Regions from separate parts of the Homo sapiens genome. Here region 1 is linked to region 2. The links are chromatin contacts, found by Hi-C or POLR2A ChIA-PET in ENCODE. All regions are on one chromosome and are shown on one strand. Each heading gives the region's core, a stretch centred on a gene start or an enhancer-like site at or near the end of the contact. The rest is flanking DNA. Distances are from core to core; before and after follow the strand shown. Region 1 overlaps B4GALT5 (beta-1,4-galactosyltransferase 5). Region 2 overlaps STAU1 (staufen double-stranded RNA binding protein 1).

What was found. Hi-C counts contacts between places; a loop is a spot of excess contacts on that map. ChIA-PET counts read pairs that join two places held with the same protein, here RNA polymerase II (POLR2A). Pooled maps may share reads with other maps.
Region 1: a loop to region 2 is called in a pooled map, with 3 times the contacts of the local background. The contact joins two enhancer-like sites. A Hi-C loop is called at or near these places in 4 of 50 pooled maps. POLR2A ChIA-PET finds 5 or more read pairs at or near these places in 3 of 52 experiments (GM12878, activated CD4-positive, alpha-beta T cell and activated naive CD4-positive, alpha-beta T cell).

The regions. Positions count from the first base shown.
Region 1 is chr20:49,673,934-49,676,786 of GRCh38, reverse strand. The region is part of intron 1 of B4GALT5 (beta-1,4-galactosyltransferase 5); the gene reads left to right. Among named protein-coding and RNA genes, the nearest start is that of B4GALT5, 39 kb to the left of the region's middle. RefSeq lists an enhancer at 110-189. Within about 2 kb of position 1,251, at least 14 of the 41 ENCODE cell types and tissues checked have a DNase peak (open chromatin) inside an H3K27ac peak, as active enhancers do; they include GM12878, where a contact is called at or near this core.
Region 2 is chr20:49,165,239-49,168,012 of GRCh38, reverse strand. STAU1 (staufen double-stranded RNA binding protein 1) reads left to right here. Exons shown (of 14, transcript NM_017453.4): 3 at 1,728-2,016. The coding sequence starts at 1,812. Among named protein-coding and RNA genes, the nearest start is that of STAU1, 22 kb to the left of the region's middle. Within about 2 kb of position 1,297, at least 2 of the 41 ENCODE cell types and tissues checked have a DNase peak (open chromatin) inside an H3K27ac peak, as active enhancers do; they include GM12878, where a contact is called at or near this core.

The DNA.
Region 1 (2,853 bases), core at 2-2,501, 510 kb before region 2:
TTTATTCTGTGCCCCCCGCCCTCATGCCCCTATGGGCCAGAGAGGCAGTTCACCAACTTCTCTCCAGTTGTGCCTCCCCTTCCTTCCTGTGACTTTAGGGAGTTTGTACGCATCTGCTCTAGTCCTAGAACCATGGGGCCTTCATAGCCCCTGCGCAGTAGCCAAGAGCAATGGGCCTTCTTACGGAAGGAAGAGCTCAGTTGGCAAGTATATCCTGAGCTGAGTTGTGAAGGCACACATTCATACCTCTCTTTATTTTTAATGGGGTTAGCACAGTCTTCAATCAATAGCTTAACTTCATCTCTGCTTTTATTTCTGCTCCTAGCATAAATTATTTAGCACAAATGCAGACATAATCTCAGAAATTACTTAGTATTAGTGTCCTGCTGTGAGCATCATTTTCTTGAGTGTGTTGTGTTCTAACCGCAAATTAGCAAAAGACCCTTCAAGAAAGTCTTTCTGTGGATTCATTTAGGGGGAATTTAGAAGGTTGTAGTCAGTGCTACCTGATCACTTTTATTTTCAGTGAAATTTTGTTTTATTCATAGTATAGTTAATAGCTTTCCTGTAACACACACACACACACTCTCTCTCTCTACATATATATGTATTATGTACATTTTTAAAAGTCACTTTTTACCTGGTAATATCTTAATCCCTTAAGGATTTGTCAGTTGGCCCATCGGTGGACTGAGTCACTTTATGAGTAGGGATTCCGAAAATGCCAAGCTTTGTCTGGGGGGGTTGGGTTGGGGGAGGATGCAATAATAAAAACTCTAACCTTGAAGATGCGGGGAGGGCCTACAGACATGTTGGAATTCAACAATTAGGTATATTTTAGTGTAGCCTCATAGTGCAGCGACCCAGCTGTAAAGATGAAGTCACTCATTCCTGTAATGATTTGCTAGCTTGTTGAACTAAAGTCTAGAGTTGAAAATTCTGCTCCTTTTGAACAGTGATCTAATTGTGAAACGGACAGTTGGCTACTGACAGTTTTCAAATATTAGCCAGTTGCTGATTTTAAAAATAACTGTGAGAAAGGAAGACCAAGGTGAGAAGAGACTAAAAATCAAACAGTCACATGAGGTTTTGTATCTTCAGACAGCTGAAGAAACCCGACAACCTACAAAGATATGATATTTGCTTGGGTAGTTGTAGTTCAGGTGTTTCCTTGTGCACCGAGCCCCTAGTGCATTGCTCATAATAGGTTCTGGGGCAGAGGTACCTGCTGATAGCTCCACAGGGTCATAAGCAACTTTGAACACCCCCAGGAGCCTTGTTGTTGGGCGTGGTGGGAAATGTTAATTGGCCTCTGAGTGAACTAGGAGGTACTGTTAGGATTCTTATCCCTTGATAAACTTACTCCCTGTGGCCGTCTTGTTAATATTTAAAAGTAAAGTGTAAATCCATTACAGGACACCATAATTTAATATTTGTTGCATTTCTGAGCTATGTGGTTGCCAGCATAGGGTCAGTATCCTAAGGCCTTTGAGTTTTCTGAGTTTTAACTCTCAGCTTGACTGTGGGGTGTGTGGGCTTGGGAATTGACTTTTGTTTGAGAGTAACAGCAATCTTAGGAATTAGTGATTTTTTTGGTCCTTGCAAATGTTACTGAACACACGGAACAAGCCAGCCACCAGGCTGCTCGTGGAAGGGGAAGGGAGGCAAAGTTGGGTTTGGTCCCCCTCCCCTGCTCTTATCCCCTCCACTCCCTTTTCTTCCTGAGCTCATGCTTTTGTTGTGATAGATTATTTTTCCCGGGATTTTTTGCTTTTGAAATCTTAGTTTTTGTGTCTTTGCACCTAGCCAGTAGGAGCAGCATTGTCTGAGATCTTAGCAGGTTCCAGAGAACTGTCCATTGTGGGTAGAGTTGGGAGTGGCAAGAACTGAAATTCCAGAGGCAGGAGCCAGGTTTTATGGACTTTTCTGAGTCATACTAAGCATGAGGAATTTGGACCTTGAAAGTGGTGGAAAGCCATTGAGAGACAACAGGAGGATATATTTATCATTTCTTTTAGTTCACCTATGACATTATAGGACGTTATAGGTAAAGACTAAATGCAATTCTTTTTCTTCTTCTTCTTCTTTTTTTTTTTTAATAGGGATGGGGTCTCGCTATGTTTCCCAGGCTGGTCTGGTCTCTGTAACTACTGGGCTCAAGTGATCCTCCCACCTCGGTCTCCTGTGCCTCCCTTCCCCTTCCATGAGCAGTCCTGCGGCTGGCTTATTCAGTAACATTTGCAGACTCACTAAAAAAAGTTACTAATTCCTGGGATTTTGTAATTCCAAAGTGTTGGGATTACAGGCATGAGCCACCACACCCGACCCTAAATGCAGTTCTTGATTCCAAAGACTAAAGAATACTTTACGGGCATAGAAAAACCCCGCAGTGCTTTAACTTCTTATGTGAACATTGCTAGGGTCTTTATTCCCTCTGTAACAATTCCTGGCCCATTTACAGGATTTTTAATATTAGTATACTTTGATTTAGGTTTAGTTGGCAATCTAGATACATCCCAAACCAAACTTTTCCCACATCTTTTTTTTTTTTTTTTTTGAGATGGAGTCTTGCTCTGTCGCCCAGGCTGGAGTGCAGTGACACAGTCTCGGCTCACTGCAAGCTCTGCCTCAGCCTCCCGAGTAGCTGGGACTACAGGCACCTGCCACCACACCTGGCTAATTTTTTTTTTTTTTTTTTTTTTTTTGTATTTTTAATAGAGATGGGATTTCACTGTGTTAGCCAGGATGGTCTAAATCTCCTGACCTCGTGATCCGCCCACCTCGGCCTCCCAAAGTGGTGGGATTACAGGCGTGAACCACCATGCCTGGCCCCCAGAACTTTTTATTATGAAA
Region 2 (2,774 bases), core at 48-2,547:
TCCACACCCTTTCTAAATTTAGGCATTCATTCAGAGTCTTAAACTCTAAGAGCCACTCAGGACACAGTTGGGTTGCTCTTTCTGGGATGGGGGTAGATTCTGGAGCAGATACTTTACTCCTAGCTCATTTTTTGACCTTGAGACCTGTGGTTGGTGTTGTGAAGTCGTACATACACAAGTGACTTTTTTGTTTTAAAAAGTGCTCTCAAGATAGTTTACAAAAAGCAGGAAAAGGAGGAGTGAGTGAATAAATGAAGAGAGGGGAAGAGAGGAGGAAAAAAGTGTTTCTATTTTAGCAGCTGACGGAAAAAAAACCCAATGAAATAAGGTCATAGCTGACTTCTGAATGGTTCTGGACTTGTTTCTTGACACTGGCGACTTGTCTTCTAAGACCATTATGTAGATCTTCAATGGAACGCCTCTGTTATTTTGTTCTGATTCTGAAAGTAAAAAGGAACAACTGCACTCTTGGGGAATTTTGTTGAATAAGGTAATACTTATGCCTCTGCTATCCAGAGTCACATTTCGCTTGAGTTTCTTTTGAGTTTTGCAGTCCTTTTTGCTCTCAGTAAGAGAGAATGTGTTAGGACTCCTCAAGTAGCTTAATTGCTCTGGTCATTCATCTCTTTCTTGAGGACCAGCTTTAAAAATCATTTTGATACTTAAAAAAAATTAAAGTAACTGTTTCTTTATAATAGAACTTCTAATTAGTTGGTTTGCTGGTTTCTGCATTGGTTGGCTATTTCCTGAGAGACCTGTCATTTCTGTTCTTTGTTGCCACTGGTTATTTTTAAGTACTTTGACTCATTAAAAACATTTTCAGCTTTTAAAGGATGGCCATGAAAATGAACACAACTGTCCTTATTTTTGTCTCGTGAAGAAATTTAATGTATTTAGAAGTAATGCCTTCATTATTCTCTTAATTTACAATATGAAGTAAACAAGCTCCAGTGCTCCCCCACCCAACCACACCAGTAAAATTGCCAGTCTAAAATCCATTCCTGTCTTCTTCATCTCCACTTTTGCTTTTAATAGTATAAATTCTCTAGTATGGTCTTTGTTACTCACATCACTTCTCAGGATCTGTGAGCCTGGGTAGGGTTGTGATAGTTTCCTTGTTTGGGTTCTATAATTAAATGAGACCTCAAACAAGCCTTTTAGGAAAACAATACATCTCTCATCACCATAAAGAAAAAGAAACAGCAGAAGTATCCTACCTTCCTTCTGTCAACTTAAGGCCCTAAGGTTGTCAGTCTGAGCCTTGGTCCTTAAGAGGAAGCAGTGTTCACATTCACCTGTTCCTGGTATGATAAACCTAGTTTGCTTTCAGTTTCTTGTAATTTTGAGACCAGAAAGAAACCTTACTGTGCCCCAATTACTATGGAAACCTCTCCATACTTTCAAATTTGCATTTTTGAATGTAAGCTATAGTTTGCAATTCTTAATACTCACCAATAAATATTATACCCTACTGATTCTCTTTGTATAATGAATATGCAGAGCACACAGGTATTGTAAATCACTTAAAAAACACTGTGGGAAAGTCACAAGGCCAAGAAACTTACTGTATACCAAGGAGAAACATATTTCGAATAAATCAACATAGCTACATGCTAAATGGAGCTATTTTCATAAGTCAGTAGGTGACACCATTTTGACTGAATATTGGCAATTACATATCTCCTCTATAATTTACCTTTTTATTTTCTTTCCCTTACAACTTTTAGGTAGAACTTTAGACTTCATAGCACTGAATTAACCTGCACTGAAAGCTGTTTACCTGCATTTGTTCACTTTTGTTGAAAGTGACCATGTCTCAAGTTCAAGTGCAAGTTCAGAACCCATCTGCTGCTCTCTCAGGGAGCCAAATACTGAACAAGAACCAGTCTCTTCTCTCACAGCCTTTGATGAGTATTCCTTCTACTACTAGCTCTCTGCCCTCTGAAAATGCAGGTAGACCCATTCAAAACTCTGCTTTACCCTCTGCATCTATTACATCCACCAGTGCAGCTGCAGGTAAGCATATGAATCCAAGTGTCTTCTATTTCAAATGTTTTCTTACCCTGTTTTCTGATCTGATAGGTTGCAGATTTAGGGAGCTCTCACATTTACCTTCAAAAAGCAAAAGAAAGTATCACCACCCACACTTCTTTATCCCAGATATAGAACACTGGTTGTGTAAGGGGTTGACAGGGGCCTCAGTTGACAGACGATTGTAGGTTGTGAGAAAGAGAATTGAAAGCTGAAAACTACTCACACTATAAAGCCTCATCTGTTAAAGAGCGGTGGCTGGCAGAAAGAATTGAGCAGTAAATACCACCTTGGATATTCATCGTTGTATGGGATAATTCTGCATTTAAAATTATTTCCCAGAACAAGCCAGGTGCCGTGGCTCACGCCTGTAATCCCAGCACTTTGGGAGGTTGAGGCAGGTGGATCAGCAGAGGTCAGGAGTTTGAGACCAGCCTGGCCAACATGGTGAAACCCTGCCTCTACAAAAAATACACAAACTAGCTGGGCTTGGTGATGCACGCCCATAACAGCTACTCAGGAGGCTGAGGCAGGATAATTGCCTGAACCCTGGAGGTGGAGGTTGCAGTGAGCTGAGACTGTGCCACTTCACTCCAGCCTGGGCAAGAGGGAGACACTGTCTCAAAAAAAGAAAAAATAGGCCGGGCGCGGTGGCTCACGCCTGTAATCCCAGCACTTTGGGAGGCCAAGGCGGGCAGATCACGAGGTCATGAGTTCGAGACCAGCCTGGCCAATATGGTGAG